2 separate regions of the Homo sapiens genome follow, and region 1 is linked to region 2. Evidence: chromatin contacts called from ENCODE Hi-C or POLR2A ChIA-PET data. All regions are on one chromosome and are shown on one strand. Each heading gives the region's core, a stretch centred on a gene start or an enhancer-like site at or near the end of the contact. The rest is flanking DNA. Distances are from core to core; before and after follow the strand shown.

Region 1 (6,574 bases), core at 2,057-4,556, 62 kb after region 2:
ACACGTTCTTTAGGCCCCACTTGGACGCACCCTTCCCCCTGCCCATTGCAAGCCCTCCTCAAACAGAGCATCCTCAGCTCCAGGAATCTCCCCAGGGGCCTGACTTTTCAGTCTTTTCCATTCCAGTTTTTGTATTCCCCATTCTCTCAAACTCCTCCCTAGTTACTTCTAGCTCATCTCATTACAATCTGAGCATTTTCCTTTTTCATTCATGTCTGGTTATTCACTTCGAACACTACACTCCCAAATGTTTCAGTCTCTCCCTGCCTCATTCTGATTCTACCTGGGTTCATCTCAGACCACAGTTGTTTGAAAGTGCAGTATTACAAGGAGATACTGTATAACATGCAGATTACAGAGTGGTTTGTGAAGTTTTAGTAGCCTTCTGCTCAGTGAAAGTCTTTACTGACATGGAGGTAATAAATACTTTCCATTGTAGATATTACATTTTCTGATATAAAACATCTGATGAAAAAATCTCTCTATATAAGATGCAAACACTTTTATTTTTTCTGAAATGATCTTTTTGTGAAAAAATTAAAAAGGTTGCTCACCAGTTGCTAAAATTAAATGCGGAAATTTCCTTAGTGGAATTGATACATTTGAATGCTGGCTTCGGGGATCCCAAATGTGATTGCTTCTATCGGTGCCTGTAAAGGAGTCTGTAATTATGGAAGCAGTCTTAGGCTGTAGGTAAGATCTGGAGCCAGGGTGGACCTTTGTATGTTCAGCAATGAGGGGATATTTTTGATGAGCTGGAATATCCAATTGAACAGCTGTAACAAAGTTTCTGAGAATCTTTTCCTCATGGTTGTTTATAGTTTGCTTCCAGCACACCCAGATCTGACACTTTCTGGCCTTAAAGTTGCATAAAACACCCTGTCAGTTGTAGGCAGTAAGACAGGGTCTTGGGCCGACTGGGGACAAATATCAGAATCTTCCTGGGGCCAGTAGCACCAGAATGGGGCCTGGCAGACAGAGAGCCAAGGTTCTTCTGGGAGAAACCAGCAATGCTCTGGTGGAACGAGGTCTGTTCTCCACGTCTGACACGGTCCTCAGCCAGTTTCTACCAATCAGATTGGAGCCTTTGCCGGCTCAGCCTGGCAGATGGGCATGTGCACGTTTTGGGCATGTGCAAGTTTTGGGCCTGTGCCCAGGCTGTAAGGTACTGCTGACAGGCTGCGGGCTGTGGTCTTGGAAGGGAAGGTTCAAGGGGTGGTGCAAGGCTAGTACAGCCTGTGCTGGATTACCCAGGAAAGCTGCCAGCATGACCACTGGGTGACCAGAGAAGCTCAACAGGTCTTCTCTGTTCCAGCACAGTCCTCTCAGTGGGCATGTGGAGAGCTACCAGAAGGCCATGGGTTACCCAGGGTCTCTCCTTTAAAGAGGGCGGAAGTCCCCTGTAATGCTTGTTACCTGGTCAGCCTGAGGGCACTTGACTGTGTGTCCTATGCTGCAAGGGATGTAGGAAGGCAGGCTGTGGTTAGAGTGTGGGCTTTCTGTGTTCTTGCTTCCAGGTGCTCTCCATCTCATTCTTGGGAATTTCTCGGATATCACACGAAAAGCACAGGCAACAAAAGCAAAAATAACAAGTGGGACTATGTCAAACTAAAAAGCTTCTGCACGGCAAAGAAAACAATCAACAAAACGAAAAGGAAACCCACAGAATGGGAGAAAATATTTGCAAACCATATATCCAATAAGGGTAACTATCCAAAATATATAAGGAACTTACATAACTCAATAGAAAAAAAAACACCACACAACTGGATTAAAACCTGTGCAAAAGGTGGCTTGCACCTATAATTCCAGCTACTTGGGAGGCTGAGGCAGGAGGATTGCTTGAGCCCAGGATTTCAAGGCTGCGATGAGCTATGATCATGCCACTGTACTCCAGCCTGGGTGACAGAGAACCTATCTCTAAAAAGAAAAAAAAAAAAACTAGGCAAAAGTCTTGAATGTACATTTTTCCAAAGAAGACAGACATATACCAACAGGTATATGAAAGGGTGTTCCACATCACTAATCATCAGAGAAATGCAAATCAAAGCCACAATGAGCTATCACCTCACACCTGTAAGAATCAGTATTATCAAAAAGATAATACTGCATGTTGGTGAGGATGTGGAGATAACATGTTGGTGAGGATGTGGAGAAAAAGGAATCCCTTTACATTGTTGGTGATAATGTAAGTTGGTACAACCATTATGAAAGACAGTATGGAGGTTCCTTTAAAAATCAGAGAATGACCTTATGATCCAGCAATCGCACTTCTGGGTGTGTATCCAAAGGAAATAAAATCACTGTCTCAAAGAGAAATCTGCACTTTCGTGTTCACTGCAGCATTATTTACAGTAGCCAAGATATGGAAACAACCTAAGTGTCTGTTGACAGATGGAAGGATTTTAAAAATGGAATATTATTCAGCCTTAAAGCAGAAGCAAATCCTGCCATTTGCAACAACATGGCTGAACCCTGAGGATATTAGGCTAAATGAAATAAGCCAGTCATAGAAAAATAAATATTGCATGATCTCATTTATATGTGGAATCAAAACAAGTCAGACTCAGAATAGAATGGTGGTTGCCAGGGGCTGGGTGGGGAGTGAGGGTAATGGGGAGATGTTGGTCAAAGGGCACAAACTTTCAATTATAAGATGAATAAGTTCTGGAAACCTAATGTACAGCATAATGACTGCAGTTAATAATAATGTGTTGTATTCTTGAAATTTGCCAAGAGGGTGGATCTTAACTATACTCACCATACAAAAAAGTAGGTGAGGTGAATATGATAATTAGCTTGATTGTGGTAATTACTTCACAATGTGCACTTATATCAAAACATCGCGGTGTACACCTTGAATGTAAACACTTTTTGTCAATTATACCTCAATAAAGTTGAAGAAAAATAGCCAGGAGCCACCTGATGGAAGTCTTTCTCTCCAGCTATTTCCCACCCCTCACCGAGAGAGGCCCAGGAGCTTTCGAGAGTAGACTTGATGCTTTTTTGCCTTTGAAGTTGCTCCGGAGAAAGGAACCAGGGGGAGCTGATGTAGGAAGTTAGCTCATCCCTTCCCACTGAGCCAACTCTGGTTTATCTTTCAGATCCCGCCCTGCCTGGCCACATCTGTGTACATTTACTTATTCCTCACATCCGTATTGTGGGCGTGGGTATCTTTTCCCCCGACTGCTTCTTTCAAAACCTTGCCCTAAGCAGGAGGTTTTTAAGACTGTGTTTAGTCCAGATACTTTGAGCCAACACATCCACATTAGCAGACTCCACAGAGAGCTTGATTCCGGCTCTGGTTCCTACAGATGTTCTGTTGGCTCTTGGGCCCTAGAAATAGGAAACTGGCCTGGTCAGAGATGGCCCAAGCACCAGCATGACCTCATCCCCAGGCCTGGTGAAGGGCGAACAGACCTGAGTGTACAGGAAGGAGCCTGCCTCCCGGGAGCTAAGTAGATTGTAGATTTGGCCGTTGTGTGTTTTTTTTTTTTTTTTCCAGATAATGCATCTAATAAAAATGATGTATGGGAGAAAGGCAGAGAGTACTGGGTTCAAATCCTGGACCACCACAAGCTGAGTAACTTTGTCTTTCTTGCTTGATGTTTCTGAGCTTAGTGTCCTTGTCAAATGGGAATAATAACACCAACCCTGTTGTTTGTCATGAGACATAATAGATACAATATGCGTAATATTCGTAGCTCAGGCACAGGAAGCCAGGAAGCTCTCAATCAATGGTAGTGGATGTTATTAGGACTATCAAGTAGAGTGTGTGTAGGTATTGTTTTCCAAAAAATTTCCTAGAGAAGGCAATGTTTTTCTCCGAATTCTGGCCACACATCAGAATCACATAAAGTAACTTTAAAAACCCAGTTGCCTGGTCTTTCTCTCTTTCTTTTCTTTTCTTTCTTTCTTTCTTTCTTTCTTTCTTTCTTTCTTTCTTTCTTTCTTTCTTTCTTTCTTTCTTTCTTTCTTTTTCTTTCTTTCTTTTCTTTCTTTCTTTCTTTCTTTCTTTTTCTTTCCTTCTTTCTTTCTTTCTTCCTTCCTTCCTTCCTTCCTTCCTTTCTTTTTCTTTCTTTCTTTCCTCCTTACTTCCTTCCTTTCTTTCTTTTGGAGACAGAGTCTCGCTGTGTCACCCAGGCTGGAGTGCAGTGGTGCCGTCTCCGGCTCACTGCAACCTCCGTCTCCAGAGCTCAAGCGATTCTCCTTCCTCAGCCTCCTAGATAGCTGGGACCACAGGTGTGCACCACCATGCCTGGCTAATTTTTGTATTTTGAATAGAGACAGGGTTTCACCATGTTGCCCAGGCTGATCTCAAACTCCTGGCCTCAAGTGATCCACCTGCCTTGGCCTCCCAAAGTGCTGGGATTATAGGCGTGAGCCACCGCACCCAGCCATTTGCCTAGTTTTTCAATCCTGGCGATTCTGATTTGTGAGTCTCTTGTGGTGCTCTGAAATCTGTATTTTTCCAAGTGCTCCAGATGACTCTGATATGCCCTCTGCTTTAACCCAAAGGAATGAACAGCCCTGAGTAGAATTTTAGACAATTGCTTGGGGTGCTATGGGGAGGCAGGGAGTGAGGGGAGTTTGAAGGGACAGGGAAGGCTGTTTTCTGGGGACTCTGAGATCAATTCCATCTTACAATTGTCCCTGTCTGTCATGCGGGTCCTGCAAACCATTCAATTCTGTGTATTCCCCTCCTTCCTGCAGCGACTGAGACAGATGGTGGTGGAGAGCAAGTGCCTGGTGGGGAGAGGAGGCCCGGGACACAGATACCTTAGTCTCACTGCCCTGACAGGCCCACCCCAACTTTCCCTGCAGTGCCTCCAGAACTTTGCCTGGAACTTAGTCACCCTGGGGAGGCTTCTTTCCCTATCTGCTCTGTTGTGCTTCGCTTTCTCATCCCTGTTCTCAACAACATTTCGTCCCCTCTGCCCCACCCACATCACTCGCTCTGCCCTTGGGAGACCTGATCTCTACCTGGCTGTCATTCCAGGAAGCTTGCTTTCTTGTTGAAACGAAAGCATGTGGAGGTTTTGCTTCTCTGTGTTTATGGTCTGCACAGATAACCACTCCCAAATGGAGCTGGGTATGGGGTGTTAAAAAAATTATAACTTTACTTTTAATCCCAGTTAATTTGGCATCTGGCGGCTAATGAGATGCCTGGGAGGTGGAGAGTTGGGCCCTGACTAGCCTAAGGGAGACCACCGATAGGGATAATACGTGTGGACCAGCCCCTGAGTGTGTCCTCAGTATCTGAACAGTGGTGAGGTGGGGAAAGCAGACAATATCAGCGTTCCAGTTTCTGTATTTCAGTTTGTTCAGCATCGAATTTCTTTTCCACCGTAGTTGAATTCTTTCTAGCCCTGGGTCACTGCACTAATTTAAATGGATGGCCTAATAGGTCATTATAGATGTCGTCACAAGCCTCTGGACTTTTACCATGCTAAGATGTTTTTTCTTTTTTTGTAAATTAGCTTGTTAATTATCACACGCCTACAAGTGATAGCCAAAAGAAATCAGACAGTGGAACTGAAGGAAGTTAGGCAGCAATCCTAAGTATCTGTCTCTGCTTTCCGAGATGTTCCTTCCCCTCCTTTTCCCTGCCCCTTCCCTCCTTCGTTGTTTTGCTTTCTTTCAGTTTTCATTTGTATTTGTAGGGAAAGCTATCAGCTATATTCAGTCCCATACCTTTAAATGATTCCTATATATTGATAATTATGGAATTTTCACTTCTGTCCAAATCACTCCTCTAAACCTCAGAGGTATATCCAACTCTCTGGGTATCTAATAGGCTTCTCACACCTCAGATGTCCAAAACCAAACTCGGTTTTCCTTCCCAAATCTGCTCCTCCTGCAGCCTTTCTGGTCCTCACTGTTGAGAAGGGCACCTGGCCCATAGTGGGTGCTCAAAATATATTTACAGAATGAATGAAGACTAAGAAATGGAAACATTTATACCTTCATGCTTGGAGTTAGGAGTGTATCCATTCCCTATTCTGTAGCTGATCAGCTGTGTGTCACCAGATGACTTGGTTTCTTTGTCTTCCTAAGTTTCTACCTCACTGAAATGTGGATAGTGCTACTTATTCTTTGATGGTTTGTGCCAGGACAAGGTATTATATCATTGCCCGTAATATTCTCCGTATTTTCAGTGTCCCGCCTTTCCCACAGCATCCCATGGACATTATACAAGACTTTTGTGGCTGGCTTGTTTTACTTAGCATAATTTTACCCAGCTTTCATTCAAGACTGCTTGACACATCCCTATCCTGCCTACCCAAATGATTTCCCAGCATGCTTCTTCTCTCCAAGGACACAGACTTCCTTATCGTCTCAGGAACATGTCATTGCATTCCTGCCCTTCAGTCTCCTCTCCTTATCCCAGGCCTGGATGCCCTCCTTTGTCCTCATACCTGTCTAGCCTCTTGCTACCTTTCAAGCCTCAGTCCCCGCCACCTCTGCAGTGTCCCACCACTGTGCAACTGAACTGATGACACGCTTCTCTGATTGCTCCACTACTGAGACACACTGGATTTTACCCTGCCTCCTTTTGCGTGCGCTCATCTCA
Region 2 (6,766 bases), core at 3,408-5,907:
CTCCCTCCCTGCTTCCTTCCTTCTTTCCGATTTAACCCTGGAATCACGAGAGGCCACTTTAGGTGGATAGCAACTCTTGAATTTGGGCTTTATTCTGAGGGTTATGGAGGAGCCAGTGAAGGTTTTTTTTTTGTTTTTTTTTTTGTTGTTGTTGTTTTTTTTTTTTTTTGAGACGGAGTCTCGCTCTGTCGCCCAGGCCGGACTGCGGACTGCAGTGGCGCAATCTCAGCTCACTGCAAGCTCCGCTTCCCGGGTTCCCGCCATTCTCCTGCCTCAGCCTCCCGAGTAGCTGGGACTACAGGCGCCCGCCACCGCGCCCGGCTAATTTTTTGTATTTTTAGTAGAGACGGGGTTTCACCTTGTTAGCCAGGATGGTCTCGATCTCCTGACCTCATGATCCACCCGCCTCGGCCTCCCAAAGCAGTGAAGGTTTTTTAAGCAGAGAAATAACCTGATCAGATTCAAATTGTATCACCCTGTGGGATGGACTAGACATGGATTAGAACATTAGGAAACTGCTTTAGGTATTTAGCCTGGTAAAGATACTCTGGCTTGTGGTCGGGTGTTATTTGCTGGGTGGGCTCTGGCTTAAAAGGCAATTGCTTTAGATCGTTGTGGAAAATTCTGTTTCAGAGACACAACCGCTTCAGATGGGCAGTGAAAAAGACGATGGAAAGGCCAGGACACCACGGAAGTTCTGAAGGGGTAGTGGGAACCGGTAGGAGCATATCAGTAGCTTTCCCTGCCCTTTTGTCTGCCACTGTGATGTAAATATCAACTTGATTTTACATGGAGCTGAGGAACCTTTTAGAACCCAATCGAAGAAGTTGGTGGTTCTACACCGAGCCAGGGGGAAAACTTTGTGGTCACATGGGAATTTATACTTACTTGGTTTCTCTGCCTTTCTCACCAATTTCTTTTTGGTTTCTTGAGAGCTGGTTGTGTGCATATGTGAATACATATTGCATGTTGAAATTTTGGGTTTTCTTTTTTAAACCTTTAATGTTCTACCCATTTCAAATGCATTCAGGATGTATGATGCTGTTTTTATATAATGTAAACTATTCTTACAATGTCTTTTATTTAATTAAAAGAATCAAAGAAACCAAAGTTAAGAATTTAAATTTTATTTTGGCATTTGTTACTGGTTGTGATATATAATTTTGGTAACATTAGTGAGGGATCAGGTTTAAAAAATTTCTCCAATGTTGTCTTCTGCAGATTGCAATTGTCTTGCAACTGCTGTTGGCAAACTAAAAATGCTTTTGCTGGTTAAGGTAACCAGTCATTTCCGAACTTTTTTTCAGTTGTAAGGGCATAGAATGAACGTGCACGCCTGATTTAGTGTATTAAAACTAATATCATGTGAGGACATTTTATAGATAAGAGGTTAGAAGGCAAACGACTCTATTTTGAGAAAAATTTGGAGGGAACCTTTCTTTCAAGATAAATAAATTATTTACTGTCCAGAAGTTTATCATGTAATTATCTGGATTTTTTTTTTTCATTTCTCTGAGCTTTAGCTCAGCCTCGATGGACTCTGATTTCATAAATACATTACATTTTTCAATTTTAGAAGTCATGGGAAGAGGCACACAACTTTGGGAATTTGTGAAACTTAAAGCAAGTATAATGAAGAGATACATACTCATTTTGTTTGTGTTCTGTTTCCATTCCATTAACTTCTACTATCACTCAGGTTCATCCTTGTTGAGGCCTAGACGAGTGGAAGGTTTCTCATTTTGAAGTTAGTTGTTTTTTAATTGGTCACGCAAAAGAAAGGCTTACATTGATTTTGAAAGACAAAACATGTCATTGTTTTTTTCACTAATGCCCAACTTCTACATGGCTGACTGGATATTGTTCAAATTTTCCAAAAGAATAGAAAAGAGAGAGAAACACCCTTCTTTTGGATCCGAAGCCAGTCATGGAAAATTTCATCCTGAAAGGATAATTTTTCATAAATATGCAAGCAGCAGAATGGCAGTGTGGCTGCAATAGAATCTGCCCCAGGACTTCCATGCATAGTACTTTGCTGTAAACACGAAACTACAGGCACACATATACTCAAAAGAATACACAGTATTGGAAGCCTAATTATTTCCACTAAGATTGAGATTATTCCCTCTAAGAGCTATACTGGAGAAAGCAATGTGTCTTACTTCACTTTATTCCACATCAATTCACAAATTTTTATAGCATATATACTCTGTGAAAGGTGATACTGGGCTAAAGAAAATAATTCTGCCCTCAGTTTGCAATCTAACAGGGAAAATAAAGTCCATATATATTAAAATCTAAGTCTGTTTATAATAAGTGCCAAGTAGACAATATGGACAGGAAGTACTGTGGATCTAAGGAGGTCAAGCTCATGGGTGTACAGGTTGTAATAGTTATGAAGCCTTTTCAGTAGCAGTAGAACTTGAATGATGGGGTGGATCGGGATAATGCACAGAGTGGGTGCATGTGGAACACTTACAAGAAGAGGGGATATGGGGAGCTGATGTCCACCAAGAACAGGGAGCCTGTAGTCTGCGGGTGTATGTGGGGCCCTGCTGTAGTGGTGTTGATTGACCTCTGTAGGCACTTTGCCTTCCTTCTTCTGTGTTCCCTCCAGCTAGGGTAGAGAGGACTGGTTCAGCTTGGCTCTTCCGGGCCTGCCCAAAGGACCATGCAACATGAAGGTGAAGTCCTTGTAGAGCAAAGGGCATGAGAAGTCTCTCTTCTAAACCTAGGCTCTGCCCTGTCTCCATAATTTTATTTCATGATGTTAGATCTGGGAAGAGATTTAGCACATTTCTGTATTAGTAGAGCATTTGAGGGAGATGATAACTATTAAACAAGAGAGGTAAAGAGAAACATTCAGAGATGAACAGGTTTATTGGGATAAAGAGTGAGGGTACAGATTTGAGGCTACCATTCACAGACCAGGGCTAGCTATTCTAGAAACAATAGATGTCATTAGACAAATAATGACATGATGGTTTGATATTGGTGTTCTAAACCTCCAGAGGTTAATAACTTTGTTGGATTTCAGTGGTGGACACCAGCAATCTTAGGAGGTCTAGCAGCAAGACTGGTTCTTGCCAAGTTAGGAGATGTTAGTTTGTTAGTGCTGATTGGATGGAATAAGCATACAACCGCTCTGTGTGCCCCCTTCTTTCCCCTCTGCAGGGTGTGAGAATGGAAAAAGAGAATTACACTTCTGATAACCTAAATATTCGCTAACCTGTGGTGGGGATGCTTATTTTGGCCTTTTAGGCGCAAACTTGTTTCTTTAACTGTTAGTTTTATGGTGCCCAGGGTTAAACTTTAAAGTTGGACTGTTTACATGCTTGCGACATGGTGAACCAAACGGGGAAAGTAAGATAAAAACAGGCTTGATAAAGGCCAGCCGACTTCTGCCAGTAGGCTAAAACTCACAGACTCTCAGATATATACATACATATATGGCCAAGATGTCTTGCTGTTAAATGGTCTTTAAGAGAGCAGAAAAGCCTTTTTAACAAATGCACCTATTGTAGAGTCTTTCCAATAGCCTATACCTTTCAACTTGTGAAGATAAATAAGAACATATGGTTTGTCTCAACATGCTTTTAACAAAAACCAGATGAACACATGTAAAACAATTAGAGAGTTGTCTTAGGTACCCTGAAGTTCTTATACAGGATATTTGCTCTTCATTCAACGTTTATTGACTACCTACTGTGTTCCAGGCCACCAGACCCTGTGTTAGAGGTTAGAGATTTAAAACTCTAGTAACTTATGTATTATAATCTATACATGTCATTTAAAGACATAGCATTTTTGGGCTGAGTGCGGTGGCGCACGCCTGTAATCCCAGCACTTTGGGAGGCCGAGGTGGGTGGATCATGAGATAAGGAGTTCAAGACCAGCCTGGCCAAGATGCTAAAACCCCGTCTCTACTAAAAATACAAAAATTAGCTGGGTGTGGTAGCATGCACCTGTAATCCCAGTCACTCGGGAGGCTGAGGCAGGAGAAGCGCTTGAACCCAGGAGGCAGAGGTTGCAGTGAGCCGAGATCACCCCACTGCACTCCAGCCTGGGAGACAGAGCAAGACTCTGTCTCAAAAAAAAAAAAAAAAAAAAAAAAAAAAAAGGCATAGCATTTTCTTAATATAATAAGCCTCCTGGTGGGAAGTAATTGTGATTGAGTGTCTAGGGCAATGTAGTTATCCTAAATTTTAACCAGGTGATTTTAAAATCACCATTTGGAAAATGGTCCCATTATATCTATTTGTAAACTGAGTCATGAAAAAGTTGTCAGAGTACCCAGGTAGGCGTTTATGATGCACCTAAGTACAGGCCAGCCAAAATTGTTTTGGTTTTGGTGCTTCCACCTGTGATTAATGTCCCACTTGACTCCTTGAGCTGTTTCATCTGAAATTATATTCCTGAAATTCATCTGGCTCTGCTGATTATCTCTACCTGGGCCTGTGGATGAGATCAGAGAGACCAGAGCTGGGGCTATTTCTTGGTAATGCAACTGCCATTCCCCATGCGTGGACACAAATAGACAATGCCTGTGGGAATCCAAACCCCAAGGACTGTGAGAGGCATGCATGCCCTGTATTAAAGCAGCAGCCTGGCTTGGTGCTCACTAAGTGCATGGTCAGCAGTCACTACTCCTGTGACATGTATTGTCTGAGTCACTCATTTGGCACTTATTACATCCTGTCTTGGGTTATTAGTAACCTTTGCATGCATTTGTTTCTCCTCCCCAGCCACACCGCCCCAGTGGTGCAGACTCAGGGTTCTCCTCGCCATTCAAATTCTTCACCAGTGCTCTTTATGGGCAGTAAACTTGGTTTTTATTTTAATTATGAAATGGTAGTGTTTAAGCTTATTAAAATATAAGTGTTGTTTATCCAAACAATCATAAATGAACTTATTAAATTTTTTACAAACAGCTTTACTGAGACATCTCTGACATACAAACTGCCCATATTTAAAGTGTAGAATTTGATAAGTTTGAACTTCATAATATGATTTCTTATTCTTTTTTTCAGATAACATGATTTCTAACTCATTTTTTACAGATAACATGATTTCTTACTCATTTTCTTTTTCAAAATGATGTTTGATGAGCACCGATTTTACAGAGGGTGCCTGTCTGAGAGTACGAGGTAGGAACTTTTGAAATAACACACTGGTGGTAAGGGGGTAGTTTGGTTCCCAGATAACTTTGAGATTCTAGTTTTATTTTTTATTTATTTATTTTTTTTGAGACAGAATCTTGCTCTGTTGACCAGGCTGGAGTGCAGTGGCACGATCTTGGCTGACTCCAACCTCTGCCTCCTGGGTTCAAGTGACTCTTGGGCCTCAGCCTCCCAAGTAACTGGGATTACAGGCACACATCACCTTGCCTGGCTAATTTTCTTTTTGAGATGGAGTTTCACTCTTGTTGCCCAGGCTGGAGTGCAATGGCGCGATCTCCACTCACTGTAACCTCCACCTCCTGGATTCAAGCAATTCTCCTGCCTCAGCCTCACAAGTAGCTGGGATTACAGGCATGTGCCACCATGCCTGGCTATTTTTGGTATTTTTAGTAGAAACGGGGTTTCATCATGTTTCAACTCCTGACCTCAGGTGATTCACCCACCTCAGCCTCCCAAGGTGTTGAGATTATAGGTGTGAGCCGCCACGCCCAGCCAAGATTCTAGTTTTCTGCCACGGTAAATTGAGGTGTTCCTGGCATATAGTAGGCAAGAAATAAAGCCTGTTTATTGAAGGCTATGTGTATGTAGTTGTAAAGTCACCTCAGTTCTCTTTACGAAAAAAGAATATTGTACGTCTTTTATTTATTTTTAATGGGGGAATAGTTTGTAATGGCCTTAGTAACTTTGAGCATTTTATCCTCTTGACAAATCCAGCAGAGATTTTACTTCCTGAATGAAAGGATACTGGCTAGCCAAGCGTTGGTTGAAATGTTCAGTGGGGAAAGTAAGTTGATATTCCTATCACCGCAGAATCTCTTTGTCTCTGGATTTCCCTTTGATTTTCACAAGGACTGAGCAAGTCCTGCAGGTAATTCAGTGCCAGGGCAGGCTAGCTGAGTTTTAATTGATGCTAATTAGCACCCCCATAGACTGTGACAATTTTTTCCCCTCAAGCAGTCAGCCAAGTGGCATTAGGAAATGTGAGACATCTTTCTTTGGAATCGTCATAGGAGCAGAACTATTTTCAGGCCCAGTCTCCTTGGCAGGTCTTGCCCTTCTCAGAAATAGTGAGGAAATGAGATAAGAAAAGTAATACCCCGAGGAGTAAGGTGCCAAGTAGTTCTAGACCCAACTGTGGGCTTAGGACAGCAGGGAGAGGATGCTGAAGGATTTTGCTCTCAAGTACCTTTGCTTCTAGTTGGAAAGAATGAGAGATAGGATGGAATGAAGTCTGACTGCTGCATGGGAGCTGGGGGGAAATGCTTTGCGGGAGCAGTATTTATGGCAAGTTCAGAAGACATCTTCTTACCTTGAACAAGTCATTAGAGCTGGAACTGTATACTGATGACAAAAGATAAAATATAACAAGATAAACGGTCCCAGGCAGTCTTGTGTGCTCCGTCCTCCCAGCTATACTCCACTGGAATCCAGTGTCTGCCTTTGGTGGTAGATGTTCCTGTTTCTCCATCCCTTGGCTAGATATATATTATCCATTGATAGGCAGCTAAGTTTGCAGCCAATTCTCAATCATTTCTTGTGGTGGGGGACAGAAATAATGTGGGAAGCTAAGTTCACCATCAACCCAG

Evidence for each region. Hi-C counts contacts between places; a loop is a spot of excess contacts on that map. ChIA-PET counts read pairs that join two places held with the same protein, here RNA polymerase II (POLR2A). Pooled maps may share reads with other maps.
Region 1: a map of Caki2 shows a loop between it and region 2 (4-fold over the local background). The contact joins two enhancer-like sites. A Hi-C loop is called at or near these places in 2 of 168 maps with a recorded cell type or tissue (B cell and Caki2) and 2 of 50 pooled maps. POLR2A ChIA-PET finds 5 or more read pairs at or near these places in 3 of 52 experiments (OCI-LY7, PC-9 and activated B cell).

The regions. Positions count from the first base shown.
Region 1 is chr2:45,740,510-45,747,083 of GRCh38, forward strand. All of the region lies in intron 1 of PRKCE (protein kinase C epsilon), which reads left to right. Among named protein-coding and RNA genes, the nearest start is that of PRKCE-AS1, 68 kb to the left of the region's middle. Within about 2 kb of position 3,307, at least 12 of the 41 ENCODE cell types and tissues checked have a DNase peak (open chromatin) inside an H3K27ac peak, as active enhancers do.
Region 2 is chr2:45,677,199-45,683,964 of GRCh38, forward strand. All of the region lies in intron 1 of PRKCE (protein kinase C epsilon), which reads left to right. Among named protein-coding and RNA genes, the nearest start is that of PRKCE-AS1, 5.1 kb to the left of the region's middle. Within about 2 kb of position 4,658, at least 6 of the 41 ENCODE cell types and tissues checked have a DNase peak (open chromatin) inside an H3K27ac peak, as active enhancers do.